2 separate regions of the Mus musculus genome follow, and region 1 is linked to region 2. A link is a loop called in an ENCODE intact Hi-C map of the cell type or tissue named here. Cell type or tissue: gastrocnemius. All regions are shown on one strand. Links, peaks and the distances in the headings refer to the core of each region. The heading gives the core; the rest is flanking DNA.

Region 1 (15,229 bases), core at 3,801-11,800, 110 kb before region 2:
AAGGGTTGGGCTTCCGGAGTCCGTGGGCGCCCCTGGCTTTGCGCCTTCGTCCTTCTCACTTGCCTCTGTGGCTTCTTGGCCTGCGGAAGTCCTCCTGCCCCACCTGACGGAAATAATCGCAAACTGAAGTCCGCAGCCAAACTAACGTTATAAAAAAACTTAAGAACGGGGGGAACTTGTGGGGGGACGCCACCCTGTGCAAGTAGGTGGTTACTTAAAAATCCCACCGCAGGTTGGGCCTATGTAACTTTAAAAAGGAAAATGCCAGTAAGCTTAAAGCAGGCGACATTTCATCAGAATCTTGTTTGGTCTGACTGCTCCAGACAAGGAGGAAGGACCCCCTCCTGGAGGAAGGTTCTGGGTCTGGACTGGGTCTGTCTGGAGTGAGCCAAAGGTAGATAGTTCTCATGGACCCAAGGCCCTCGTGTGGCCTGCATTAGGACACATGACGCTTGGTCAACGCCAGATAGTTGAGTTCCTATGCTACACAGAGATTCATTGTCCCGGGGGATACTGGGGAAGGAAGTGTTCTATGAACTGTGGGAGTCCCAAAGTTAGGCATCCCACAGAACCAAAAGGTTTCACTAAATTACTTCCAAAGGACGGGTGACAACCTCTGAGCTGCGTGGAACCCAGATATTGATAAAACACCTGATTACTTAATGTAGATAACCCATGTACATTTTGTTTCGTTAGTGCTTTTCTAACTTAATGCTTGTGTCTGCAGTTTCTCCAAATGGTCATCCTACAACTAGAAATATATTTTAAGATGGCATATTTTGGTCATCCACACCCTCCATTTGTGAGGGGTGACACTGAGGTCACCCACTGGCCTTGGCACCAAGCAGCCCTCAAGAGTTTCCACACTTAAAAATAGCAGGAGATGGGTGGAAGAGATGGCTCAACGGATAAAGACAGTTGCTGCCAAGCCTTAGAACCCGACTTTGAGCCCTGGGACCCATGTGGTATCAAGGAGAGAACCTACTCCCACAAGTTATCCTCTGACCTCCGAACATATAGGGTATGGTGCACAACCCCACACACCCCCAACACATGCGCAAAATAAAATGTAATTTAAAAATAGCAAGAGCTCTCAGCAAAGCTTTAGACTGCAGTGCTTTTCAAAATCTTGGTTAATTTATTTTATGTATGTGAGTGTTTTGCCTGCATGTATGCGTGTGTGCCACATGCCTCCCTGGTGCCCATGAAGGTCAGAAGAGAGTGCCAGATCCTCTGAAACTGGAATTACAGACAGTTGTGAGCCACCAGGCAGGTGCTGGGACTCAAAACTATGTCTGCAAGAGCAACAAGTGCTCTTAACTGCTGAGCCAACTTTCCTGCTCTGGGCTGCTGCTCATGCATTCAAATTATTATTATTATTATTATTATTATTATTCTTTCCTCAGTAGAAAACAGTGGCCTACTTTTTCGCTCCCCAAAAGGAAAGAACCTACACTGTCCCTGGCAGTTCTGCAAAGGAACCGAGTACCCTTAGCAATCTTAACAGCTTAACTTCTGGAGATGCAGTAGTGCCCAACCTCTTTCCACAGTCTGTTCTAGGCATTGCCAAACTTTTTCCTACCTGTATAAACAGGGTGTCCACCCTCTTCCACGAAGCTGGAGCAGAGCTATGATGGGACCTTTGCAGGTCACTGTGAGAGAACAGAGCTATGATGGGACCTTTGCAGGTCGCTGTGAAAGCTCTCTAGCTCACCTCACATAGAGAAGGTGAGCAGGAGCTGTGTACAGTGGGTGTGCTGTGTCTAGCAGTATGCTGCCCCTCTTACCTGGACTAACCCGCTCAGGTTACTACTCTTAAGTGCTCTAAACTAAGGCATATGGGTGTGTCTGTGAGCACCTCTTTCACAGAAAAATAAAAGTTTTGTTTTAAAAATTAGATCAAATGCAAAATATTCGGTAGCTTGTTACAAAGCAAAGCACTATGTCATGTATGATATTTTTACTGAAATTGCATCTTATCTGAAAAGCCAGTAAAAAATAGCATTAAGTGAGTTGAGTAGAAATACAACCTTATCTTTAAGTCTGACCAAGGCAATCTGAGGATTTGTTTTCAAAGACCCAATGGTCTCTCAGAGTTAATGTGTGGAGAATAGTTTCATTTCAAATGACTTAGTAGTAAGTAGCATTCTAGCTCCAGAGTGACCTGAAGATAAGGAAGCACAGGTAGTTTCTACACCTTTGTGTTTGGAGTGGGCTGCACTGCTTCCATCTCACCTCCTGTAATCTTTTGCAGCAAGAAAGTTCCTTTTAGATGTACCCTCCAACACAATATGTGTAGACAGTATCCTCCAACACAATATGTGTAGACAGTACCCTTCAACATAATATGTGTCGACCCCCCCCCCCCCCCGACAGGGTTTCTCTGTGTAGCCCTGTCCCAGAACTCACTTTGTAGGCTGGCCTCAAACTCGAAAATCTGCCTGCCTCTGCCTCCCAAGTGCTGAGATTAAAGGCATGTGCCACCACTGCCTGGCATATGTAGACATTCTTAAAAATATATTTTCTTTAGTGTATAAGAGTGTTCTGCATGCATATATGCATATGTACTGTGTGTGTTAGCTGTGAAGGCCAGAAGAGGGCGCTGGATCCCCTAGAACTGGAGTTACAGATGGTTATGAACCAACACGTGGGTGCTAGGAATCAAACACAGGTCCTCATAAGAACAAACAAATCTTCATGACTAAGCCTTCTTGGCAGACCTAGTATTGTGCAACAGTTTTCTCTGATATCGAAACATTCTATCCTGCAGGGAAGCTCCTTAAACAGGAAGGTAAACAACTCAAACTACCTTCTGGGAAGCTCCTGAAACCAATCAGATTCACTAGGTTCCTCCCTACCAAATTAAACAATAAAAGCTGAGGAAGTCCCTCTCAGACTGTAGGAAGCTGAGCTGCAAAGAAGACTGAGATCAGAATAGCTGCCTTGAAGAAGCAGAAGCCAGCCAAGCTGCCTGGAACAGGTTTAAACCAACTGAGGCACATAAAAAGGACACTCTCCAACCTGTTGGGTGGCCTGCAGGCTGTGCACTGACTCTCCAATCCCAGCTTTTGTGAGCTGTCATCCATGCTGGGGTGGGCCTTGGTGATGAAGCTGTCTTTTGAATCATTTCCACTCCTGAAAGCAACAACAATAAAATGCTTTGGTCCACCAAATTGGACTCGGGTGGTATCTATCTGTACTTTGGTCTGTCATGACAAAGGGTGAATAGTTAGTTATGTGTGCTCCATAGCCCCAGGAAAAGTTTTGTCACGCAACACCTGGAAACTCCTTTTTGCAAACATTCAGAGTGCCAGAGCACTGCATAGGTTCATGGTGGCAGCAGGTGCTGTTCTGAAATCCAAGGGTTGTGGGTCCTAAGCTTGATACCCATGAGGTAGGGTATACATATTAATTCTGGGCTTTTCTACAACCCCCTTGTTCCCAAATAAATGACACAGCAACCTAATGTTTATTAAAAGGCTTCAAGCACTATAGCTGGACAGATAACTCATCTATTCTCACCTGATCATGCTGGTCTGGACTAATTTCCAGTCATGCACCCCATTACTTGCCATCTGAATCCTGCCCTGGCTCACTCTGCTCCTTGTGTGTCCTCATGGCTGCTCCCTTGGTGACCTGCTCATGAAGAATCCTCCTGGTCCTTCCCTGACCCTTCTGTCTCTCCTTGGGACCCCCTGTCCCTACTCCCCAACCCATCCACTCCAGCTTCCTGGCCCTGGCATTCCCCTGTACTGGGGCATATAATCTTCGCAGGACCAAGGGCCTCTCCTCCCACTGATGGCTGACTAGGCCATCCTCTGCTACGTATGCAACTAGATACATAGTTCTGGGGAGTACTGATTAGTTCATATTGTTGATCTTCCTATAGGGTTGCAGACCCAACGTTTAGTTCCTTGGGTAGTTTCTCTAGCTTCTTCATTAGGGGCCCAGGAAAATAATTTTTACACATCACTGAGACATGAGATGCTCTAATAATCACAGCGCCAATGTCTGGACTGCAAGAACATCTCTGGGCATAGAAACCAGCATCTGAAATACACAGCACACAAACTATTCCCCAACAGTAGGGAGTCTCACCAAGATACCATCAAAGGCCCAGGCTATGGGGACTGGCACCAACACAGGCAGACTGTGGGAAGTGGGCAGGGCATTGTGTTTACTGTATTGAAAACATTTGTTCTCAAATCAGGAAAGAGGAACAGGGATGAGAGATGCTGGTGAGTAATTATGGGCATCTGAAGGAGCGTGATACAAAACTCCTGAAGCTGTGGCTTGATGCTGCTTATACAAAATGCTCAGGAAAGCTACCTATGTCTTTAGAGGCCCCAGTGCTAACTGCCCAGGACTTAAAGAGAGGGCAAACTATTGTGGTCTGAAATGTCATGTCTCCCAGGCTCCTGTATGAGAACCTGGCCCCCAGAGGATGATGTTAGATGGGGCTTTTTAGGAGATCCTTAGTTTGTTACATTAGTTGCCTTACACAAGACACTTGAGGGAGCGCTACATCCTATGCCATGCGAGTGAACACAAGAGGTACCATCTGTGAGGAAGTTGCCCTCACCAGACACCGAGTCTCCTGGTGATGATGAACTCTAGAACTATGAGAAATAAAATCCTACTGTTTATAACTCACCCAGACTGTGTTTGGTGGTGGTGGTGCATACCTTTAATCCCAGCACTCAAGCAGCAGAGGCAGCAGATCTCTGACTAAGAGACCAGGCTGATCTATAGAGTGGATTCCAGTACAGCCAGGGTTACACAGAGAAATCCTGTCTTGAAAATAAAAACTAATACATAAAAATTAACTTACCCAGACTCTATTTTGTTATAGCAGCCAAACACTCTAGATGCTTGTTTATAAAATGTGCAATTACATGATACTGGTACTGGAATCAAATTGCATGATGCTGGTACCGGAAGATCTACATGGGTATGACAAGATGTGGGTGTTGCTGGGCCCTCATGATGGTCTTCCAGGTATACCACCAGCGGAGATCAAGGTGAAAGCTTTAAAGCAATAGCCAGATGAGCGCTCAGGACAGCCGAAGGCTCAAGACCTCCAGCGTTCTTTCCAAGTTTACAAATGAAACAGACCTCAATTTACCTCAACTGAACCTCTCCCCACTGAAGGTCAGGATACTTGGATGATAGATAACAGTACATGGTGACCAGCACATCTCAAAAAATAATAATAATAAAAAAACCCCAATCCTCAAGAAGAAAACAGGCTATGATTATACAAAGCTCCCACTTCTAGGTTACCTCACTATTTTATAGGCTAGTTTTATCTCAGTCTCATTCAAGACCTATAGCTTATGCTTTTTAGAAATATAATGTACAGGCCATAGACTTGCTGTGGACAAGATCCCAAGAATTCTGTCTTTCAGCAGCACATGCTTCTAGAATCCAAATCTGGGGATTAGAGTTTCTATAAGGCAACCCTGTGATGCAGTCAGTAGGAGTAAATCCTGTGTGATGTGTTCCTGAATGAGGGTAAACCCTTGTTGTGTAGCAGTTTCTTCCTAGATTAAAGCCTTCCATCTTGAAGGAGGAAACCTCTTAAGACATAGACTATATGAGAGGAGGTTGAAACAACCACATATTTTATGACAGGGTGTTCTAAGGTGTACCGGCTAGTTTTGTGTATCAACTTGACACAAGCTAGAGTCATCAGAGAGGAAGGAGCCTCAGCTGAGGACCCAGCTGTTAGGCGTTTCCTCAACCAGTAATCAATGGGGGAGAGCCCAGCCCATGGTAGGTGGTGCTATCCCTGGGCAGGTAGTCTTGGGTTTTATAAGAAAGCAGGCTGAGCAAGCCATATGAGGCAATGCAGTAAGCAGCACCTCTGCATGGCCTCTGCATCAGTTCCTGTCTCTAGGATCCTGCCCTGTTTGAGTTCCTGTCCTAACTCCTTTCAGTGATGAACAGCAATATGAGAGGATAAACCAAATAAACCCTTTCTTCTCAAACTTGCTTTTTGGTCATGGTGCTTCATGGTGTTTCAAAATTGACCGGATTCATTAGGATCCTCTTTCCCCAAGACTATATAAATAGTAAAAACGTTGAGAGTCACCTTCAGACAAACTCAGTCCCCTGGAAAGAGCAGAAACCAGCTGTCTTAGTTAGGGTTTTTATTGCTGTGATAAAACACCATAACCAAAAGTAATCTGAGGAGAAAGGGGTTTTTAGCTTATGATTCTTACATCACTGAAGGAAGTCGGCAGGAACTGATACAGTGGCCATAGAGAAGTGCTAATTACTTGTTCACCTAGGCTTGCTTAGCCTGCTTCTATTATACACCCAAGGAACACCTGCCCATGGGTGGCACCTCCCACAGAGTGCTGAACCCTCCCACATCAATCACTAATTAAGGAAAAGCACTGCAGACTGTCTTCAGGCCAATCTGGTGAGGCCATTTTCTCAGTGAGATTCCCTCTTCCTGAATGACTCAAGCTTGCGTCAAGTTGTCATAAAACTAGCCAGCACACTAGCTCAGCAGTCTGGAAGAAACAGAGACCAGCCAAACAGCCTGGAAGAACCAGAAACCTGCTGAGCTTCCTGGCAGAGGCTCAGAGCAACTACATGGAAAGGACACTCTCTAACATGTGGAACTGTCTCCAGGCTATACTGTGTGTCACAGGTTTCCAGGTTTTTCTGAGTTGTCAGTCGTGGGGTAGGCTTCAGTGATATAGCTGTCTTTGAGTCATTTTCACTCCTATAAGTACCCCTCACCCATTCTTCCATAAGTAACACTAATAACACTCACTAGTTCACTGAGTTGGACTTGGTATTTGTGCTTTGGTCTATGGTCAGCTTTTTATCTGAGATGAGTAGACATCTGGACTAGACAGTACTGATCCTTTTGGGTCATGACCTCTGAAGAGGTGACCTTCTTCTCACATGGAGATCCTGGAATCCATGGGAAATGGTTTGAGGATGTGGCTAGAGCTTTTGGGACCACAGGCAGATCCTGAGAAAGGAAAGGAGAGCCTGAGATGCAGAACACGGATCCAAGTCATGATCTCTGCAGCACTCAGAACACGTCTGTGTCAAAGCTATGGGGGTATGCCTGTGGCCTCCATAATGATGAGGCTCTCTACACAGAGCCCCACTGCAGGAAAGGATAAGTCTGCTTTGGCAGAAAACAGGTAGCAAGCAATAAGGCATTCTCTGTAGAAACCATGTGTATAGCGAGCCTGCGCTTGTCTCGACCTGGATCCCAATCCCCCACACATAGCCGAGAAAACAGCCGGAGTCAGTGGTTTCCATATGGAGTGTTTTTGTTCTCGGGTACCATACAGGCTATAGTGATGCAGGAGAGGAGGTCAGAACATGTGGAGTCCAGAATAAAGTCTACCGCAGAGTTGAACTCCAGGCCTTGTGCAATGCCTAGAGAATTGTCCACCTCAGCAGAGGCTGGAATGGCTGGATCTAATCTAAGCCCCTCTTGTGGCTACTGAAGGAACTACAGATGTCCTGATCCCCGGGGCCCAACTAGCCACTGTCTTAACTTTTTATTGCAGTGATAAAACATCATGCCCAAAAGGAACTTGGGGCAGGGCAGTGAGCAAAGGGTTATTTCACTTACATTTCCACATCACGGTTCACCATTATAGGAAGTCAAAGCAGGAACTCAAGAGAGGAACCTGGAGACGGGTACCGAAGCAGAAGTTATGGAAGAGTACTGCCTACTGGCTCTCTCAACCTGCTCTCTTAGACCATCCAGAGCCATCTACCCAGCCATGGCACTGCCCACAGTGAGTGGGGTTCTTCCACATCAACCATCAATCAGGAAATGTTCTGTAGACTTGCCAATAGGTAAGTCTTATGGATGTATTTTCTTAGTTAATATTCCCTCTTCCCAGAAATGTATAGTGTATATGTGTATTAGTGTCAAGTTTATAAAAACCAGTCAGCACCACTTCTGGACTCAAGGAAGAACAGACACATGGTAGGTAGGCCCTGATTGCTGAAGGAGCATGACCCAGATTGGGAAGAAGATAGAAGTATCTTGACTTGCAAAAGGAACTACCCTGTTGTGCCCACAGAACTTGAGGATAGTTTGGAGGTGTTCAAGCCAGAGGCCCCTCTAGGTCTAGGATAATTCAAGGGTAGATAGCGGGTCCCTTTAGGTTGTATTAGGGTATAGCAAGCTATATTATCCACCTAACTTGAGCTGTCTGTTTGATAGAGGGGACAGGAATGTCCTAGGATTAACATCCTATTATATTCAGTGAGACATTGTTCTTTAAATTGTGGGCAGGAAAATGTCTCACATGAGCTACAATAATCTATGGAACTCAGAAATATGAAATGGCATGTCCATAAAAGTTTGCATGTAAGAGGGAGTGCTGGGATGGATCAGAGAACATAGAGGAGAGGTGGCAGGCCAGAGACTCTGGGAGCAACCTTATGGTCATGCCATTGTGCCACATAAACTTGTATACCTGAGGAAACACAAGGAAGGAAAGCAGTGTTGCTAATGTGGCTGTCAAAGCTAGTTGGCTTAAGAAGTTGACAGCCTCCACTTCTGATGAGACCTCCGGGGGAACCAGCTTCAGGGTCCTCCTTAGCAGTCCCTGACCTCACAGAAGGGATTTGCTGAGAAGCACAGGCTTCAGCTCCCAACAACTTGTAGCTCCATTGCAGCCAGTACAATGCCAAAGTATGTCTATGGAAACCTCTTTTGATCCATAGCTGCACCAGCTAGTGGGAAAGGCTGTGACTGGACAGAAGCCTGAGGTAGAGACTGAAGCCAATGGCTCGGGGCCACGTGGGACCTCCTTCTCAGCTCTGGCTTGTCCTAGCCAAGTGACCCTAGCCTGGTCATGCCATTGTGCCACATAAACTTGTATACCTTATTGCAAACTAGAGCCCACCCCTTAATAAAAACCAAATCACCCAAGGAAGGTGACAGGTGGCATACCTGGTTACCATAGCCCATGGTAACAGCCTTACTACTAGGAGGCAAACTGTGGGTTGTTAGCCTGTGTAGCTACCACTGCCCCTAATCTTCTTTAGGTTAGCTGTGAGCAATTCTAGCCCTTTGCTTTCCCATGGTCTATGGTAGGTTACATAATTTCAGGTTGTTCTCAATGGTCAAATCACTAAGGAGGTGGAGGCAGATGTCACCATGGTCACCCTGATTCCTCAAACATTCCTGGACATTTGCTCTAGAGCAAGATCCAGCCAAGTACCTGGGATGCTGGATAAGTTGCCCTAGAGAGCTTTCCAACACACTGGGGTCACAGAGTTGATGATGTAGGCTGCAACTGGTAATGCCTAGACTTAAAATCCGAGTCTATCTGTGGCTGTTGTATGATATAAAGGAAATTTATCCTTATGGTCACTGCCACAGAAAGGAAAGATTGGGTTGCAATGAGGACACTGATTAGAAGGTACTAGACTGAAGGGAGTTGTGTAAGCACAAAGGAGCTACACCAATGGATAGATATAGGGTCAGTAGTAGCCTAGGCTTCAAAAACTAAACTCAGCTTATTCAACTACAGTGGGTTCTTTTCTTGACTGGTGATTGTGATTGGTGAGCCTAGCCTATTATGGGTGGGGCCACCCCTGAGCAAATAGTTCTAGGTGCTATAAAAAAAAGCAGGATGAGCAAGCCACAGGGACAAGCCAGTAACCAGCATACCTATGGCCATTCATCAGTGCCTGCCATCATATTCCTGCCATGTTTGAGTTCCTGCCCTGTCTTCTCTCAGTGATGGACTGTGCTGTGGAACTATAAGCTAAAATAACCTCCCCTCCAAGTTGCCTTTGGTCAAGGTTTTTTTATCACAGCAATAGAAACCCGAAGGCAATATCAAATTCAGTCCTGCTCAGATGATAGTAGTCTGTGACTCCCTACTACTACTCCATTTGAGGGCTGCTTTAGGCCACCCCACCTCTGCCATCCCCCCATCTCCCACCCACACTGTCTGCTTATCCCTTCCACAGGAAGTCTTTCTATTAAGGGCTTCCAGCACTGTCTCTACACTGCTGGCTCTGTGGGGGCAGGGACAGGGTCTTTTTTGTGTACTGCCAAGTCCCCTTTTGCTGGCGGAGACCAACAATCACGTGAGCTGGTTGCTGATTCAGGTCCAGAATTCTGGGGCCAGGAAGTATCACAGGCAGCAGGGAGGAGAGGGGCTGGCTCCTAAGACAACCCCTGGAGTATTTGGGGACTGACTCCTCAAGAAGAGGGCTCGGCATGCTCCTCATGCTCAAGAGGTCGTTTGTGGTGCTTACTGAAGGTGGCTCCATACCAACCGTTCTAGTCCCAATTGTCTCCCAGAGGCCCTGTCAGTAGCAATAGGAACTGTGGCTCAGTGCTGGCAGCTCGAGGAGTCATTTTCAGAGACCAGTACTTAAGTGAACCTGAGATCTGGACTTGAACACAGAAGAGAATTACAAAACAAGACACTATCAAGCAAACTCAAAATTTATTAAGGAAAAGATAATTGTTGAGAAGGTAAGGTAGGGGGATTGTCAAGTTTAAAGTCAGCTTGGGCTACATAGTGAGTTTCAGGCCAGCCTGGGACAAATAGGGAGATCCTGTCTCAATAAAACAAACAAACAAATGGTTTTATTGCAGTTTTAAGTACTAGAATTAAGAGGGAGAAATAGTTGTTAAGAGAGTGTAAGTGGCTTAGAATGTTTGAGAATATCTTCAGAGTGAAACTTAAGTATTTTAACAATGATTTATATTTACATATATTACATACATACATACATACATACATACATACATACATACATACATGATTTTATGGCCCTTGAAATTTTATTGTTCAAGAGGTTTAAAATGTTTTGGCATACTTATTATACCAAATATTCTAAGGAAATGTTACTTCTGAAATGAGATTGTAGATGGTTTCTGATGAACTAGACAAGTATACAGATGAATAAAATGGAAATGGGTCAAGAAAAAGCCAAGGGAATCCTTTTTATATATAGGTCACACACACACACACACACACACACACACACACACACACACACACACACACACACACACACACTTCTCAGCCACCAAGGGTGAGGGACTCTTTCTCTCTCCCCATATCTCTTCATTTTCCCTGTCTTTCTAATCTTGCCTCATTCCAGCCTTTAAATACCATTAACACATGTGTGATTTGGGGAGCAAAGTTTCTGTCACATGAATTTTGGGTGATACTAACCACAGCAGTTTGCTTGGGGTACAAATTTGCACTTTCTCCTGAGGTTTGTAAATGTGAAGAGGTCTATAAATCATGAATGTATTAACAAATCAGAGGCATGGCTATAAATTCTAGGCTGGCACCTAAGACTTAAGGTTTCCTGGTTCAAGAACAGGTCTTTGGCTTTGTACTGTGCCCGAGACATTTACAAAGGGCCTTGGGGGAGGCTGGGTGGGATCTTTGCAGAGCTGGGTATAAGGTCCATAGAACAACCCATTGACAACTGAAGGGTTTCTCAGCAGCTTATTCCTCCCCTAGAACTGAGAGGGGTTGGCCCTGCTACAGGTTAACTTTGTCTTCCCAGAGCCTTCCTGGTTTTCCTGGGGTCCTATGGAGGGTTTAGACTCCCTGACTGTAGGAAGTCATCAAAAAGAGGCCTGTGGTGAGGGGCCCCAAAGTTAATGCTGGCTGGAAAGACCATATCCTGCTCAGTAGCCTGTAGTTTTGGGTGACTTAACACCCTCTTTCGCTTAATGTCTGCTCTCCTAAATAGTGCAAATATCAGAGGGAGTGTCAGAGGCTTCAAAATTCACAAGGTGTTGTAGGCATCTGAGAAAATAGGTTCTGGCACTCACCCTAGGTTGATATCATAAACTCTGCTTCAGTCATTGTTACAGGTACTGGGTCCTTAGTTTCCCCATGTTTCTGTCTAACTTAGCTTCCCATATGATCTGCTTTTGGGCTCATATAAACTTAGGGAAACACGAAGTGCTTTTCCAGCTTATTTTAAGGGACACAGAAAAGTATATAGACAAGCAGCCAGATGCGTACACATATTGAGTACCAAGAACCCTAAGAACATGACCTATGACCCCACAGAATTAGGCTGCACCACATTACATACCAACCCAGCCTCATTGTTTGGTTGGCTGGGGTGGGGTGGGCTGATGACGGGGGTAGGGGAATCTTCTCAAAAAGCAAAGTTGCTTCTGTTGTCCAGGAAATTCCAAAAGATTTCAGAGCTGAATCAGGAACTGGGACAGAGACCAAATACATATTTCTTATTATGTCATACTGGTGTCCAGAAGTTCAGGACACCCAAGGAGACTCCTACTCAGCACATCTCAGGACGACTCTGAGCAGGCAGTGAAATGTGAACTGTAGGCCATTTGTCAAAGACATCATCTCTGTAGGGCCATCCATCCCTGAGGGTATTCGAGTTGTGGATGACTCACTTTATTAGACCCACCCTTAAGAGATTTTACCTCAGCAGCCTGTGACCCAGGGCCATCAGTACCAGGAACACCAAGTTTAGTCACTACACATCCCGCCATCCCGCTGCTACTTCCTGTATGTGGAACTTCAGGACATCCTCACAGCCACCCCTGTGCTAATCAGTATTTATTTGTTGTTGTTTCGTCCCAGCCGTATTTTGTATAATAGAGGTGCATTACTTCTGCAAGGGAAGCCATGCTTCAGTCTCAGGCCTTGACTCCTAGCCACCCTTCCTGTTTTAGACAACATATCTTTTGGATCCTGTCCCCACAACAATACACATGTGTCCTTATCCAGACCATGAGTAACCATAGCAGGGAATACGTTAGGAAAGACATGCTACTAAAAGACTTCTCACCTGGAGACCCAGCAAAACCCTGGAGTGGGTCTGGTCCCACAACCAGTGTGTGCCTCCCGGGAGCACTGAGCCTCAGGTCGCTGCTGCTGCTTCTCCAGTGGGGTATGAGTCATGGTGAGCATGAAACCCTGGGCTTGAGGCAGAGGTCATGTTTTGTGTGCTGGCCTATGAAGTTTGCAATGTTGAAGCTGAGAACCCTGTCTCTTCCTTTTCTGGATTATGAGCTGAGCCCTTCAGCAATGAATCTTCATGATAAATGGTGAAGACAACGTCCCAGGTCAAACCCCAGGCAAGGAATCTCCTGGGACCCATTCCCCTCCCACCAGGGCTGTCTCCTTGCTGTGGACAGTTAAAGCTATAGCATCAAGCCTTGTTGGTATTTTGGTTTCTAGAGGCTAGAGCCTGGGTTAGGGGGTTGTGGGACCCAACCTGAGCCCCTCTTCACTCATCTGGCTACAGTTAGCTCTAGTTACATCTTCTTGTGTTTAAGTACCACACCTGAGCCAAGCAGTCACAGACCGAGGCCTAATGTTAGTCCTTTTGGAAATGACTTGTATCAGATCACACTTAAACGACAAAACCGAGTAGGCCCAGAGCTGCAGGGCTTGGCAGGCAATAGCTCTGTGTCTGGAGGCCATGGCCCTTGGGGAAGAGTCAGCTATTTTTGCCTTCTGAGGTTTAGCACTTCCTGTCTGGATACTTTGGAAGTACAGGAAACACATGAGGTTTGGCTGAGGGAAAGTGCTTCCCAGAGCACGAGCCTTGGGTGTGTGTGGGGCGGGCATGAGGGGGGAGGCTCTTTACATCACTGGAGTTGGAGAATTAGCAAGAACTGGCAAGAAGGCTAGTAGAGTGCCCTTGGGACTCACCAGAGGCTATCTTCCCAAGTTCACCTTTTCCAGAGGAAAATACCCTCAAACACTACTTAAATTATAATTTTAGGATGGAAAATAAGTCAAAGCTGTTTATGGCTATGGAAATCACGTGTGCGCAAGCAGAAACTAAGTGGGAATAAAACCTGAGTGAAGCCGAGACATGAGTAATGTAAATCAGCCATCCACTCTGGGGAGGGGGCACTTCCTATACTGTTGGAATCCCAGCAGCTATGTTCACCCTGTAGATACTGGCAAGGGATCTTGCTGGGTTCTCTGGAGCAGACTAGCAGTTCTAGGCAGACCTATTCTGAGCAAACACCCGAAAGTCTCTTCCCACAAAACTAACATGAGTCCTGGGGCCCTGTAGCATGACTGACCTTGAACTGGGTTTGGGACCTGGGCCATCCTCATCCCACTTCCTGGTCCTCATACATCTGGTACACATAGGCACACAACTCCACATGCTGGCCACGCTAGAATTTTCAGTGTCTTCTATCACATCCTCTTCATCCTTCGGGTAAGAGAAGGATATTCAAAACTGAGTTCCTTGTAGCTGTTCCTTGAACTGGCGCTCAGGAACATTGTGCAGGGCCCTCCTCTTGGAGGATGTGCTTTTGCAGTCAGGACCTGGTGGCATCCACTGTTTAGGACTCCTTGAGCCTCTATCATGTGTAGCGTTTGCTGGGTCTCAGTGACCAAGACGTGATCTGTCATTTGGTCTTGGCAGGTGCCATCCAGGGAAAAGAGAAGCTGTGAAACTTTTTGAGAAAGGGCTATGGCAGTGGCAGGGTAGACAGTTGGGAAGTGTCACCATAAACTGCTCCCTGAAGGTGACATTTGGCCTTCAGACTCTCAGCTTACTCTGAGTTCCACTACCCAGTGGAGAAACCCTGGGAAGGGTCAGAAGCAGGTGGAAGTGAACTAGTTGGGCTTGGGGATGGCCAGGAAAGTGACCTGGTGATGATGGTCACCAAGGGACATGGCAGCCATTCTGCCCACCCTTGCTAGACTTCACAGAAGCCAGGACAGACAAAATCCAAAACTACCCACAAAAGGGCTTCCTGTAAACACTTTCACTCTTCTCAGGGCTCCACCTACGCTGCTGGCATAACTGGCAGACCACGGGCATGCCACCCAGCCCCCAACTCTGTGCTTTTTTGAAGTTCAGTTTGAAAGCCAGATGTTATCCCATACACCAGCCAGCACTAGGCTGCCCACTAGCACTCTATAGTTTGTTCTGAAAGTCAGAAGTAAACCAGACTAACAGAGACTAAAAGTCATACATAACTCCACACATAGAGACACACACTCAGCACCCAGGAGTCCAAGACAACACATACTAGCACGAGGCCACTCCAAGGTGAATGGAGGGATCTTTTTATCTTCACACCTCTAGAACAGTCAGTCTTTTTAAAAAGCCACACATATTTATAGGTAAGAAGAATGCCGTAGGCCTTTCAGTTAGCACTACAGATGCAAACACAAATCCTTTTCTTTCCCACCTGTTTCCTTTATCTCATACAAAAGTGCTTCTAGAGGCACTG
Region 2 (15,229 bases), core at 3,744-11,743:
GTGGGTTTGAAGCATCCACACTTTAGCCTGCCTTCTTCTTAAGCTTCATATGGTCTTTGAGTTATATTTTGGGTACTCTGAGCTTTTAGGCTAATATCCACTTATCAGTGAGTACATACCATGTATGTCTCTTGGGATCTGGGTTACCTCACTCAGGATGATACTTTTAGTTCCATCCATTTGCCTACAAAGTTTGTGAAGTCATCATTTTTAATAGCTGAGTAGTACTCCATTGGGTAAATGTACCACATTTTCTGTATCCATTCTTCCATTGAGGGACATCTGGGTTGTTTCCAGCTTCTGGCTGTTATAAATAAGGCTGCTATGAATATAGTGGAGCATGTATCCTTGTTACATATTGGAACATCTTTTGGGTATACACCCAGGAGTGGTACAGGTGGGTCCTCAAGTAGAGCTATTTCCAATTTTCTGAGGAACTGCCAGACTGACTTCAAGAGGGGTTGTACCAGCTTGCAATTCCACCAGCAATGGAGGAGTGTTCCTCTTTCTCCACATCCTTGCCAGAATCTGCTGTCCCCTGAATTTTTGCTCTTAGCCATTCTAATTGGTGTAAGGTGGAATCTCAGGGTTGTTTTGATTTGCATTTCCCTGATGACTAAGGAAGTTGAACATTTTTTTTTTAGTTGCTTCTCATCAATTTGAGATTCCTCAGTTGAGAATTCTTTGTTTAGCTCTGTATCACATTTTTTTTTACTATGCCAAGATACTTTATATTATTTGTGACTATTGTGAAGGGTGTTGCTTCCTTAATTACTTTCTCAGCCTGTTTATTCTTTGTCTAGAAAAAAGCTACTGATTTGTTTGAGTTAATTTTATATTGAGCCACTTTGCGGAAGTTGTTTATCAGGTGTGAGAGTTCTCTGGTAGAATTTTTGGGGTCACCTATGTATACTATCATATCATCTGCAAATAGTGATAACTTCTTCCTTTCCAAGTTGTATCCCTTTGACCTCCTTTTGTTGTCTTATTGCTCTAACTTGAACTTTGAGTACTAGATTGAATAAATAAACCTTGTCTAGTCCCTGATTTTTGTGGGATTGCTTCAAGTTTTTCTCCATTTATTTTGATATTGGCTGTTGGTTTGCTGTACATTGCTTTTATTATGTTTAGGTATGTGCCTTGAATTCCTGATCTTTCCAAGACGTTTAACACAAAAGGGTGTTGTATTTTGTCTAAGGCTTTTTCAATATCTAATGAGATGATTATGTGATTTTTTTTTTAGCTTGTTTATACAGTGGATTACATTGATGGGTTTCCTTATATTGAACCATCCCTGCATCTCTGGAATGAAGCCTACTTGATAGTGGTGAATGGTGGTTTTGATGTTTTCTTGGATTCAGTTTGTGAGAATTTTACTGAGTATTTTTGCGTTGATATTCACAGGTGAAATTGGTCTGAAGTTCTCTTCCTCTGTTGAGTCTTTGTGTGGCTTAGGTATAGGCATAACTGTGGCTTCATAGAATGATTTAGGTAGTATTCCTTCTGCTTTTTTGTGGGATAGTTTGAGAAGCATTGGTATTAGGTCTTCTTTGGAGATAGAATTCTACACTAATAGGGCAGTTTTAAGGGGTGGTTTCTAGCTTGCTTTCTGTTTTCCTGGATATATGTGAACACATGGCTCCTTACCCCATATAGGACATCAATTATAGAGCATAAACTACAATCCAAACTGAATCTATCTTAGAGAATCAATGCATCTATTTGTTTTTATAGGAGCATGTGTAGGGGCATATTTACAGGAGTATTGGTGACCCTAAAATAGCTACATTAGCTGTGGAGCACCTCAGCCCCAGAAAACCATTTTCTTTCTATGTACCATGCAGGGCAGGGCCTGTCTAGATGTGATGTTTATGATGCGGAAAGGAAGCAGCAAGATCTATGTCAGAGACATTGTAAGACTATCAGAGCCAGGCGAGGCTCTGAAAGCCAGCTATAGGAGTGTCGCTTCAGGAAAATGGGTTTCATGGGGCACTTGGACATCAGAAATTAACCACAGAAGCAGACGCTTGTCCTCTACAGCTGCCATTTGAAGGGCATTCCCCATAGCAAAGCAAAGCATGCTGAATCCCAGAGCTTCTGATAAGAAGGTTAGGGCCTCACAAGTGGAATTAGTGTCCTTGTGAAGAAGCCTCAGAGCATTCTGTTGCTTCCTTGACCAAGTTAGAATTCTGTGAAACAACGCTGCCTATCAGCTAGGAAGGCAGCCCACTCCAGAACCCATACACATTGGTTCATAGTCCCAGACATCCACCTTGCAGATCTTGATAAATAAATTATGAGCATTTAATCAGTGGTTCGTTGATATTGTTTTGTTATGAGTGGACATGTGTCTGCTAAGACAGGAGTCTCTTCTATCTTTTTACCTGGCCCTTTCTGACATGACCAGGGCAAGGTTTGTGCACAGAAGTGGAAGTTCCTGGCACAGCTAGTTTCAGAGTTGCATCTGGGATGCTTGAGACATATTCTTGAAAATTGCCATGTGGTTCATATCCACACTCTACTTTATTAGAGGGCTAGAGTTGAGTAGTGCCATGCCAATGCCCTTTTGAGTGACTCCAGCCCACATCCCCCTTGCACCAGGACTTGTTAGAGCCTTATGCAGGGTGGCAAAGACTGTATAGGTGATGTGTTCTGGGTGGGTTTGTGTGTCCTATACTGTTTTGGTAATGTACACTATGCAGGGTGGCATACTTTATGTGTGGGATGGGGTTGGGCTCCCAGAATCAGATGTGCGCATGCAGGAACAAAGCTGCAACAAACAACATAGGTATGCTTTGGATGTCTGGAAGATGCCATCCATTTCTTTCATAATAAGCCAATCTTCTGTGGCAGACTTGGTCTTGGTAGCTAGCTTATAAGGTATAGATTTCATAGCTATAGTTACAGCTAGAGATGAGGTAGGGATAACTCTGTCAATAGGCCTGGGGACTGACTAGGGAGCAGATTTTAGGCAGTCTTGTACCTGTTTATCTCAGTGGAGATTTGGGAGGGGCTTTGGTTGGTGCTTTTTAGGTTGTTTTTTTTATTTCTGCAATGATTATAGTCTATGTACTGTGCCAGGCCTAGGGATAAAAGATGTTCCTCTAGCAGGAAATAGAAAGAGTGCAGAAAGCATCACTGACTACAGCTCAAGGTAGATACTTGTGACCTTTCACCCCCAACAGCATGCTAGGGGCTTTCTCATAACGAGGCTGAGAGTGTGGTTTGGGTACCTGTATGACCGATGATGTTTGCAGCCTGTTTATAGACACGGTGAGGGAAATGAAATCCTTAGACTCCTGTTCTCACCTTCTCTGCCCTAGACCACACTTCCAACAGATATGGTAGAGAGAGAAATCCATTGGGCAGAGATACTATCCTTTGAAGGCCTTTCTCCTCTTTGGTAGGAAGCTCTAGAGTTGAGATCTTTGTGCTGTTTTAGGGTTCCCCGAGTAGGTCTTCTAAGCAGTCAGTTGCAAGGGTACACAAATAACACAAGTAGAAATGCTGAAAGAGGTCTGTGTCTCTCAAGTATCGTCCTCATTTTTATTTAGTTCCTCCAATGTATCATGTGATAGGAGAGGTTGATGTTCTCCTGCTCCCTCTTAGAGAGGCTCTTTTCTGTCTTTGAAGGCTCTTTACTTTTGTTGTTATTCTAACTATTTTCAGAGCAATCTGATGAGTGTCTCACATAACCTCTGTGCACTCATGGTTGGGCTCAGGTGATGTTCACAGTAGGTGGTGGTGTGACTATCCCTTTAAGATCCATGATTTGGAGAAACTAGGGTGGCTGGCTTTGACTGTGAGATTTTACTCACATATGCAGATCAGATAGGTAGAGTCTTTCTCCAAGCTGTCTGATCCAGAGGGATTCTCAGGCAGTTGGCAGATGTCCAGAAGGACCCTACCATGTGTATGGTAGCTTTCAGCTGGGTGGTGAGTTGGATATCCTATGTTTCCTCATCCCCAGTTATTCACTGCTAGTAAAGACTGGATTTGAACTCTAGGTTCCCCACATATGTTCATGTGTGTGTACATGTGTGGACATATGTGTGCATGTATATACATGGAAACCAGAGGTCAAGGACATGTCTTCAATTTGTTCTACACTTTATTTATTTTTGAGACAGTGTCTCTCATTGAACCTGGACCCTAGTAAATTGACTAACCAGAAAATTACCAAGATACCTGTGGTAGGATTTTTAGGTGCACAGTTCCATAACTGGATTTTCACACCAGTACTGGGAATTAAACTCAGGTTCTCATGCTTGCCCGGCAAGTGCTTTACTAGCTGAGATCTCTCTCCAAGCCCTCCCAGTGTTTGTTTGTTTGTTTGTTCATTTGTTTTTTACATATAGTTTCTGCAAGACAAAGCAGGGCCTGGGTCTCCTTGATGCCATATTTCCAAACTCCACAGGAAGATATAGGAGGGGTGTGTACTGTGGCATAGGCCTTAAGGTGACCTCAGGTGTTCTGGGCAAGCAGTTCAGGCTGTAGTAATAGAATGGAAAAAAAGAGAGACTCCTGGTATAGATGATTACATGAGATTGAGCAAAACCTTAAAATACTTCCCCTCTGAATTTGACTTTATAAGGCAAATTTTAATAAAACAGAATATCCTTCCTTTCACAATCCTAAATTCAGATTTAATATGTGTGAACTCAGGGAACCACCATTTATCAAGGTTTCACAGAGTTAAGTCTTGAAGAGTACCATCATAGCACAAATTCCACAAGTCGGAATGTGTGTCTTGAGTTTGCTTCTTACCTCTGTCCGAGAGTGTCCAGGGAAGCAGTATCTCTGAACCCAAGTTTATTTTTCTGAAAACTGGGTGGGGCCTAGTGAAGGCATTTACTTTGTTTATTCACTGTGACTACAAAAGTGATGTAGAAGCCCTTTCACAACTTTAATTATATGTGGCACGTAGGGCAGGATATTTCCAACCTCTAAGCCTCATCAGTTTAATGTTTAGGATATACAAGTCATTCCTTGTCTATGTATGTATGTATATATATAAGCATCTTCAAGGGAAAGATGAGTAACTGAGACAAACAGGCAGTGTGCATGTGGTTCCTCAACCATGGTGTTCTCAGTGAAATTCAAATTAAAACAGCAGTAAGACCAGAATCCCTGCCAGAGGAGCTGTGATGTCTGGTGGGAAGCTTCTAGAGACAGCATGGGTACAAAGAGCTAGACAGGACATGGCTGCCTGGAACAGCACCGGTTTAAGGTTAAGAGAGAGCTTTAGGTTTCCAAGGGAGGAGGATGGTCCTGGCCAGCATTATTGTTGATGGTGAAAATGACATTAGGCTGGAATTCACAGAGCCTGTAGGTTCCTAGTCAGTTTGGAAGGGATAAGTTTACCCTAAGCAAATTTGTGGAGCATGCTAGAAAGCCTTGGAAGATGGCTTGGGTCCTCAGGTGAAATGATCTTGGAGCAGGGAGCATCTGGACAGGTGGTCTCTTTGAAGTCTGGCTCCATCCATAGAAAAGGAATAATGAAACTTCCTCAAGTCAGGGCCAGACAAACCTCCGTGTTGAAGGCTCCAGTTTCTGGATCTCCAAGAAAGTCCAAGGTCCAAAAAGAAGTCCTTGCACTGTTTTAGAAAGTGACGCTGAAGGCAGGAAAGAGGGAGAAAGTGGTTCTGACCTCGGTCTTACTCTCCTTTGAATTTGTGGCACTTCAGAAGAGTGGCTCAGAGTTGTCTTCTGTATCAGTTATGAGAAGCAGAGCTGAGAGAAGCTGCACAGGCTAAAAATATGAAAAATGTTTGTTACTGACATCAGAACCAACCTTGGTTTTTGTTGTCAAGCAGAAGCATACCATGGTAGAGGCTATGCAACGGCTGATGCTCAAGAAAAGCTGTATTGGGGTTTCTTCTCACAGATGTAATGCTGCCATTCTCTTCTGGAGGCAGCACAAGTGGTACCCTCCAGCACCTTCCCAGGCACTGGCTCCTCTCTGCTTCTGTACACATCTCCATGGCTTGGTTGCTGGGGCGTTGCTTCCTCTTTTAGTCACTCCTGGGACTGCCGGCTTTGCATTGCCTTTTTGTTTTCCTAAGAAGATGAATTGAATCTTGTGATACCAAGGCCATGTTTGGATCTTGCCTTGTTGTATGGTTCTGGCCAGAAATGTTGATGACATTTTTTTCATCCATGCCTAATATACATTTATGGGCACAGATTCTGTGGGTACTGGCTTCAGGCCCTTTACAATGCTGCCAGGGTCACAGATCTCCTCATCTTGTACTGACTCCATTCATGAGATGATTAAGGAACATACTATTGTTGTCTTTTAAGTTTTTCCTGTTGCCATGACACCCTGACAAGAGCACCTGAAGAGATAAACGGCTTACTTTAGCTCACAGTTCAAGGTATCATGGCAGGGACACCAATGAAGAGGAACTTGAAGATGGCAAGTTATGTTTACAGTCATAAGAGAGCAATGAATGCACATTTGGTTTCCATTTTCCATTTTATATAGTCCAAATGCCTTCCCCGGGGAACGGTCCCACCCACAGCTGAGATGAGTCTCCCCAAACGAATTAATATAATCAATATAATTCCTCCACGGCACACCCAGAGTCCCATCTCCCAGATGATTCTAGATTCTGCCAAGTTGACAATTAACACTGATCATCACAGGCAGCCTGCCCGATGAGGAGTATCTTTCGCTTTTTCTATCACATTCCACAGTTGGTGGTAGTGGTATTTTTGATTCGCACAAATGGATGTTGAGACTCGAAGAGCATAAACAACTTGCTCAGAGCCACATGATTATGACAAAACAGCCAGGATTTGGACCAAGTCTGGCTCTAAATCCCAGAACTTCTCCTCCTTGCTGTCATGTTCTGTACACCAAACACAGTGACCACAGCTTCAAAAAGTACCTCCCTTCCCAGTGTAACCCTGGCGCACTGGAGCAGCCTCACAAACATCTGCACTGGCAGGTTTTTGGCAGGGTCCTGGGGGCGGAGGCTATGCAAGTCTCCTGACAAGGGTAAGGGTTTGGGCCCAGGACCAGAGCTAATCCTGATTTGGGTGACCTGGCTGGTTTGGTCTGAAATCAAATGCATGTTGGCAGAGGCTCAGATACCATGAAGGTTAGCTCAGGGCAGGGTAGTGGTGTCATCAGCCATGATTTAGCCTCTTGGGTGTCCTGTTCTTTCTTGGCTCACTTTTGTTATTGTCTGTGTCAGTCACACTCCCTTCCTTCATAACAGGATGGCAGACAAAGCTGCTGCCCTGGGCTGTTCCAGCTACTGAAAACACTGAGATAAGCCCCTCAAAGCAGAAATCCCTATGATTGCAAAGTGTTCACTCCTTGACCTTGCTCTTTGAGAGTTGTGTCTGTCTGTCTGTCTTTCTGCCTGCCTGCCTCTCTGCCTTTCTCTGTCTCTGTCTGTCTCTGTCTCTCTGCCCCTGAATTGACTCTGACAATATTGCAGAAACATCCCTGATAACTCTCTTACATTCTGGAAGCCTTTTCTAGTTGAAGGCCCTAGATTGAATATTCCACAATTATCAGCTGAAGAAACAATCACAGTTTTTTGTCTCACAAAAGCTATACTTCTGGGACTCCTATATTTTCTCTCAGTTCTTCTGCCAATTTGCTTATTCTTTTGTGGATTAACTTTTTCCCCTTCAAGGTATGTTACTGAGCACAGTAGAAACAACTAATTCATTCTGGTGATGTTTTGTTTGGAAAGCTCTTTGCAAAGCCAGGGCTACATTAGGTACATTTCCTGTTTTCTAGGTTATTGGAGGCACTTTTGTGATTTAAGACAAAACAAAACAAAAATTACATAACACAATTTGCCGTTTCCCTGCTTTGGGCCCCAGATCCTTTTCAGCTATTGCTACAACAGTGCTGTACACTAACTGCCCTGCTGATCCCACTGGGTTAGGACTTCTCTGAATTTCCGCTTCTGCCGCAACATCTCATATTAGAGTCACTCCTCATCCCTCTTTCTAAGATCCTGTGGAAGATGCAGAAGCATGATAGGGCAAGTTCCAGACAGAAACTGCAAGAGGGTTAGCAGGATGTGTTTTGCCTCTGAAACCTTTGCTCAGAACAATTCCTTGTTCTGTTGACCACATTCCAATATTTACACCAGGTTTCATGGCCATCTGTGGTACTGAGGATGGGAGGAAAACAATCTTCTGCTATGGGGTGGCTGAAGGATTAAGGCAAGGTAAAAATAGGATAAGCATCCTGCTCTCTCTTGTAGAGAGGACAGATCTCCAGCCAAGGCCAGCTAGGCTACTCCTTACATGACCTATGACCTATAGCCTCTCATTAGCTTTCTTTGAGCTGCAGCTGAAATGAAGATCATCTTGTCCAGATAAGAGCTAGTTGTAGGATTGATAGGCACCACCTCTTGGCCATTACCCACACTTCATCTGGAAAGGCAGAGGACTGAACATCCTGCATGGCTCCTTGTATGTATTGTCTCATCTGATAGGATTACATTGGGCAAACACTAGCCAAGGGACACTTGGAGCCGTCAGAAACTGGGAGAGACAGGAAAGAGCCTTCCTACCTTGGTATTTCCCCTTTGCCCTCCTGGACTATTAGAGAATATGTTTCTGTAGTTTTTAGTCAGTTTATGGTTATTTGTGTGATATAATGTTTACTAGGAAAGCTCATGTGGTAGGTCTTTGATACCCATTTAACAAGTGGATAAACTCAGGTTTAGTGTCTAGTTAATTTGACTCTGGCAGAATCCATCCTGCTACCAGCACCCATGCATTGCTCTGAGACAGACCATAAGCAAAAGATGGGAGCTGGAGAAGTAGTGGTGAGGCCTGAACAAACTGACACATAAGAGACTGTTAGAGAAAAGTAGCAAAAATAGAATTTGCCTCATTTGGCGTGCTTATCCTCAGAGAAGCAGGCCCTCAGGGCTCCGTGTCCACATGCTTGGCCCAGCCTAACCCTCTTTACAGAGACAGTTAGAATGTCCCACCATCCAGTATCAAGGAAACAGGCCTCTTTTCTGTTTTGATCAAGGAGCCCCAAAGTTCTGACCTTTCCTTACAGCTGGGAGAGTGTATGCTTGGTTATTTTATTTTATTTTATTTTATGTTCATTGGTGTTTTGCCTGCATATGAAGGTGTCAGATCCCATGGAACTGGAGTTACAGATAGCTGTGAGTTGCCATGTGGGTACTGGAAATTGAACCTGCGTATGTTGGGTGGGGATATTGGAGACTTGTTGGAGCTAGGGAGTCAAGAGGACCTTCTTGGAGAGTAAGGAGTCCAAATTTCTATGTCTAGCCATGAAAGAAAATAAGATAGGAATTCTCAAACACCTGCTGCATCTAGACTCTCATGGGTATCTCTTTTCTCTTAATTTTTTGGTTCTTGATGGGGATGTTGACATGCATCTGCCACATTGTCATACTGGAGCAAGTAACTGTCCCTCATGGGCTCATGAATGGAGAATATTGTACATCTGGATAGACTACACCTAGAGCCTCAATTACTCCTGACTGGGATGATGAGACTTAGGATATTTATGTAGTAATTTATACACTTCATAGTTTATTTGTTGATTATGTAGCCCAGGCTGACCTTGATCTCAAAATCCCAAGTGTTGGGATTATAGGCCTGTGTTCCAGACTGCTGAAGTTTGGGAGTTTAAAACTGGTTTATATTTAGACTTTTGTAAACTTGAACTTAATATTAATGGGTTAGATTTCTATAGATGCTGGGATTATGTGAATGAATTTTATGTATAAAATTTTGGAGACCGGGTTGTGATCAGCATAACAATTATCTCCAAAGAAACCAACATCCTAGTCCCCAAAGCTGTCACTATGCTGTGCTATATGTCAAAAGAGGTTTTGCAGATGAAAATGAGAAAAGATGATGAGATAGTTCTGAAAGAGTTACAACATCTTTAAAAAAGGGAACAATACTATTAGCACCAGAGTAGATGTAAGGACAGAAGCGGAGGTCGGAGGGGTGAGATTGGCTTGGAAAGGGAGGGAGGGATCATGAAGCATGGGCAGCTGGGAAAGTCCAGAATTAAGGTTTCACTTGGATCTTTTTAGGAAGAGGGTGATCTTGCTAAATCCTGATTTTTTTTTTTTCCCAGAGAAGCTGTTTTTGGAGTTCTGTTATTCAAAACCATGAGATCACATACAGTTTTTTGAAAGTTGTTTGAAGCCACTAACTTTTCAATGGCTTGTTTTAGCAGAAGTAAGAAAATAATACAGGGCCATGGTGACGAGAACAGCTAAAGAATAGGCCTGGAAATGAAGTTAAGGAAGAACTCATTTTCCATAGGGCATGATACCCTGTGTGGGATGTCGCTGATAAGCTGAAAGAACACTAAGATTTGATGCCCAGATGGCAACTGGTAGGCCACTTATGAGCCCAGCTAAAAAAAATTGTGTGTGTGTGTAATGGAGAAGATAACGTCTCCGGGAAAGGATTAAGAAAAGTGTAGGATATGTGAAGATGACAATACTATCTTCTTGACTGTTCCTAGTAAAGGGCAGAGACAGTCAGTGGCCAAGCCTGCAGGCTTTGTATGGTGACCCCATTGACCTGACTGGTGTGGAGGGACCCAGCTTGGAGGAGGATCACTGTCAAGCTCCTGAATTAAGGAAGTTCTAGTCTGGGTGTGTTCACAGAGTTGGCTAGGGATCAGGAGATGCCTGGAGGAAACACATGGAAATCTTTTTTTTTTTTTTTTTTTGATTCCTTCTAATTTTTCAGTGAAATGAGAAACAATCATCTCTTTTCCACTTGCTAAATGTGCTGAGCAGGCTTGAGCGATGCATGCAGTTCAGGAGCAGTAGAGATGGTTGTGCATGCAGCGTCAATAGTATTTGGTTGGAGAAGTAATACACCATCCAACTAGCTTGTTTTAAACTAGACAAACACTCCAGATCTGCCTGCTGCTGGAGAGCACAGCCCAGGGCTCTGTTTGGAGTGGGGCTCTCAGGGTGCTGAGGTCAGCTCTGTTTGACATTCCTGATGTGTGAAGGGCGGCTTAGAACAACAGCACAAGCTATGGGCGTGCAGCTCCCTGGAGCTATTCCAGAGGCCCTGCCTGAGAAATGTTTTAGTCTAGAGATTCCTCCCCAATTTTAAACATCTGTTGGTGCTTGTGGAAAATAAGGTTGGGATTGTTTTGCTCACAGCCCTGGAAGCTGTTTGCAAAGCTGATGATGGATGCTATACACTTTGGCTCAAGTTAAGCAGCAGGGTCCCACCTGTTTGTTGGTACAGTTCAGCTGTTCCCAAGATTGTGCAGGGACTGAGACACATAGGCATCAATGGGTTCCCCGAGGTGAGCTGTACTGGCTTTCGGCTTGATACTTCTCTGCACTCAGATTGCTTTCGGTTACATGCTCAGTGCTTCCCTGCTTCCTCTTCTGTCTACCTTTGTAGAGTGTTAGAGTGAGCTGCTTCACTTCTTACGTACTGGTTCCCTGAGCACACATCAAAGCAAACTTAAATCTCACTTCACATCTCCAATAGGCCAGACATATAAGTGTAGCATTTTACTTTATTATTTTTAGTCAAGTTGAAGCCAGATTGGAGTCCCATTTTCCCTACGATGATGAAAATATGAAACTCGGGCATTGCAGGTCACCTTACCCTGATCTAGAAAGACCATCTAGATCCCGAGTTGCCTCTGTTCTGGCCTCCTGCTTTTCTAATGTTAGGGTCCTCTCTTTCCCTGGCCTCCTCAAGCACTCTTCCACCAAAGCTATGGTCCAGCCTTGCTGATAGACTCGTGGGTGCTGGGTACTGATCTTCATGAGCTGCCCTTCTCTATATATGGCCCCCTATCCTGACTGGGGTGCCCTATGGATCAGTGCCTTTGCCCACTGATGTGCAGTATATGGATGGGGAATAATGAGAATAAGCTTTGGCCCCTTAAGTGACTGTAGATCACCTAAAGAAGGTTGTTTTGTGTTTACTATAGCACTGTATAAATAGATCACTCAGAAAATCAGGAAACTGGGGTCTGGATATGTGTTCATAGTCACATGACTAATATTAGTAGGACAAATCCCATGTTTTCATTCACTCCACAGCAGTTCTCTGATTTTTACAGAATATCGACACACACATCTGTCTTCCTGTCTTTCTAAAGTCCATCTGTCCTGTTGTTCATGATTCCTTCTCTCCTGACCATCTATGAAGAACGGAGGGAGTTGTTCACCCTCAACCCCACAGTATTGCTCACTGACCATCTGTCTTCTCTAACCACAGCCTCCCTGTCAAAGGCTGAGCTCATCGTTTCCTGCCCTCCCATCAACTCCAATCCATGAGCCATACAAGCAACTCAAATGGCAACCTTCAATGGAGGCCGTTCTGCAGATGGTAAAGTAGAGCTATGTGAGTCAAAGGAGGAAACTCTGGTTTCACTGTCCACACCCAATATAAGAGGAAGGACCAAGATGCTGGGGGTGGGGGCCCACCCATAAGACCAAAGGTCACCCTAGTGGGAACAGTAAATAGATTAGGACACAGCCACATAGTGAGAGTGACACTTGTAGATTATAAGCTCTTGCATTAACCTCATTCCTGGGTAAGGCCTGTCCTCATGTTCCTGATTTAGTGCCTGCCTCTCTGTGGACAGTGCCATTGGATAGGTACTTTAGGATCAGTGGGATGAGGCTGAAGCCAAAGACCTTCAAGGCATCTACCTGGGTAACTTGGGGAGGATGGCTTCATGCCACAGAGTCAATGGAGACTTTGGACAAAGGACCAGACACACTTGTCCACTCTGAGAACCTAATCTCAGAAAAGAAAGTCTGGTTCTATTGACAGACCCCGAGAAAAGATGTGAGCTTGGTGGCATGATGGCATATTCCTCTGAACACTAATGATGGATGTGAATTCTACAGTCATACCAGAATTAGTGGCTTTACTGAGAAAGAAGGTGCCAGACTGGTACTTGGTTTGAGTGCAGATAGACAAGGAATCATTAGCTGTAGGGCACTGGGCAACAACTACTCTGCCTTGGTCCCATCTATAAATAGTTGAACAGCTATGGATAAGATGTAGTTAGTATCCATACCTAGGACCATGTCAGACGATTTTGACTCAAGTGCCTCTCCTTTAACAGCTTTCCCTAGCTAGCTTGCTTAGTACTGGCCTCTGTGTGGAGTATTACTGGTAGATCTGGTCCACTGATTACCTCTCAGGAGTAGGGCCAGTGCTGGAGACATGATGGCAGATCCCCAGGTGATATAATCTCATACCCCTCATCTGTATAACCTCATACATCTGACTCCATTATTAACCACCCACTGATTGAGTTGTATTTGGATTCTTTTGTGATGCTCAGATCCTGACCTGATCTTGACATTTTGGCACCTAGATACAGCCTAACATGCTCTGCTGTTGGGGGTGAAGGCTGGTATTCTGTGTTCACTCCATGAGCCTGCAAAGTGGGACTAACTCATAGCATATTCATATTCTCTCTCTCTCTCTCTCTCTCTCTCTCTCTCTCTCTCTCATATCAGCCCTGGCTCTGCAGCTGAGTATGGAGTAAGAAGCTAGAGGTCAGCCGGGCATGGTGGCGCACGCCTTTAATCCTAGCACTTGGGAGGCAGAGGCAGGCGGATTTCTGAGTTTGAGGACAGCCTGGTCTACAAAGTGAGTTCCAGGGCAGCCAGGGCTACACAGAGAAACTCTGTCTCAAAACAAAACAAAAACAGAAGCTAGAGGTCACACATTGTTAGTGCATGGGTACATGCTTACATATGCACATATGTTCTCCTTAAACAGCTTCAGAGAAAAATCCCAGAAATGGGGGCAGAGGAATGCAGTACACTGTGCCTGGTGGATCCCTTCTATTGCTGTACAGGAGCAGGTAGGACATAAGACCAGAAGAAGAGCCTCCCATGCGTATATGGGGATGCTGTTTCTCACATACTCAGATTCCTACTTTAACTTATGTGGGTATCCTGAAGTGAAAGCTGCAAGACTTCTCATGTGTCAAGCAGGTTTGGCTAAGGTCAGAACTTTACCCCACTGCCTGTTTGGGGAGGTATGAAACCCTTCCCAGGACTGTCTTCTCAACATGGTGGGAGTCTGGAGCCCCAGGCACTCAGGTTCTGGTCCCAAGAAGCAGAGAAAGATACGGAACATCCAAAGCATCTCTTTAGGTTACAGCAGGTAATCTTCTGACAGGATGCTGACCTTATGTTGTGTCAGTTCTTCAGGGCTAGGTAGACCCTTGATCAGAGTAAAGTAAGAGCAAAGGTCAGCCTTGTCTGTCCCTCACACTACTTTTGTCCTACACAATTGTTAGCAACCAAGAATCTCCACCATCTGCCCCAGGGACCTAGCGACAAAAGGATACATTATCATTAGCTGCCAAAATGGGACACATTCCCACTGTCATATAACTTCCCCCTGCACATATGCCACATCCCCTTATAAAAGGCCAGTCCCTCCTCTCCCCCTCTTTTTGCCTCCAGCCTGGCCCAGAGGCAGCCTCTGTATACCCCCTCCCCCATAAACTTATGTGAAATCTGTAAAATGGTGTGACTTTATGGTGTCCATCACCAAGATCATAACAACAGTCACTTTTTCTCAGGCCCTCGCAGAGTTGGTGTGCATGTGTGTGTGTGTGTGTATAGAAGCACCCCATCTAAGAACAGTGAATGAATGCCCTTATAGTGTCCCCAACAGACTTATATTATGTACAGAGGCAAAGTCCTATAACTGACCAGATGAATTCATGTGCCCATGTTTAAGGGTGAAGGGCTCATTGGTGTGGCACTAATGTCTCATAAGGACCATACACTCTTGGTCCTTTTTTGTAATGTCACTATCTACTGACCACTACTGTTAATGACCCCCGAGGAATACAGAACTAGTGGGCCTACATGCCTCTGAGCTGCTAATATATCAGATCCTTTGGGAGAGGCTTGGGTGTGTCAGGAGCCCTAACCACTGGCCTGGGAGTTCTATGGCTGGGGACTGAGCCAAGGTCCAGATATAGAGAGTCTTTCCAGAAGTTATTTCCTGGTAAGGGTCAAAGTCTTTGAGTTAGAAGAGGACCTGCCACCAGGGCTATGGCTATATGGAGACACACAGTTTCGATGTAAGCTGCCTGGGTATTTGAACAACTATTTTTAAGTGTGGTTCAGCAAGCCCCAGGAGCCAGGAAGCATATTCAGGCCATTTAAGGAGGGAGAGGTAGGAGCCAGAGTAGGTCAGCTATTAGCCCTGCTGAGTTTTTCTT

What was found. Hi-C counts contacts between places; a loop is a spot of excess contacts. Peaks named below come from ENCODE experiments on the same cell type or tissue, not always from the same donor. Only the 100,000 strongest peaks of a DNase experiment are listed, where the experiment ranks them.
Region 1: a loop joins it to region 2, with 2.2 times the contacts of the local background. A loop is called at or near these places in 2 of 42 quality-filtered maps.

What each region holds. Positions count from the first base shown.
Region 1 is chr11:121,673,398-121,688,626 of GRCm38, forward strand. No RefSeq gene overlaps it. Among named protein-coding and RNA genes, the nearest start is that of B3gntl1, 7.9 kb to the left of the region's middle. In gastrocnemius, for the core only: a CTCF peak has its summit at 7,475; a DNase peak (open chromatin) is centred at 10,071.
Region 2 is chr11:121,783,788-121,799,016 of GRCm38, forward strand. All of the region lies in intron 1 of Gm12589 (a long non-coding RNA gene), which reads left to right. It overlaps Gm30338 (a long non-coding RNA gene), which reads left to right and starts at 11,143. Exons shown (of 3, transcript XR_389244.3): 1 at 11,143-11,308; 2 at 12,241-12,366; 3 at 13,500-13,559. In gastrocnemius, for the core only: no CTCF peak of the experiment used is centred there; a DNase peak (open chromatin) is centred at 7,004; H3K27ac peaks cover 5,736 bases.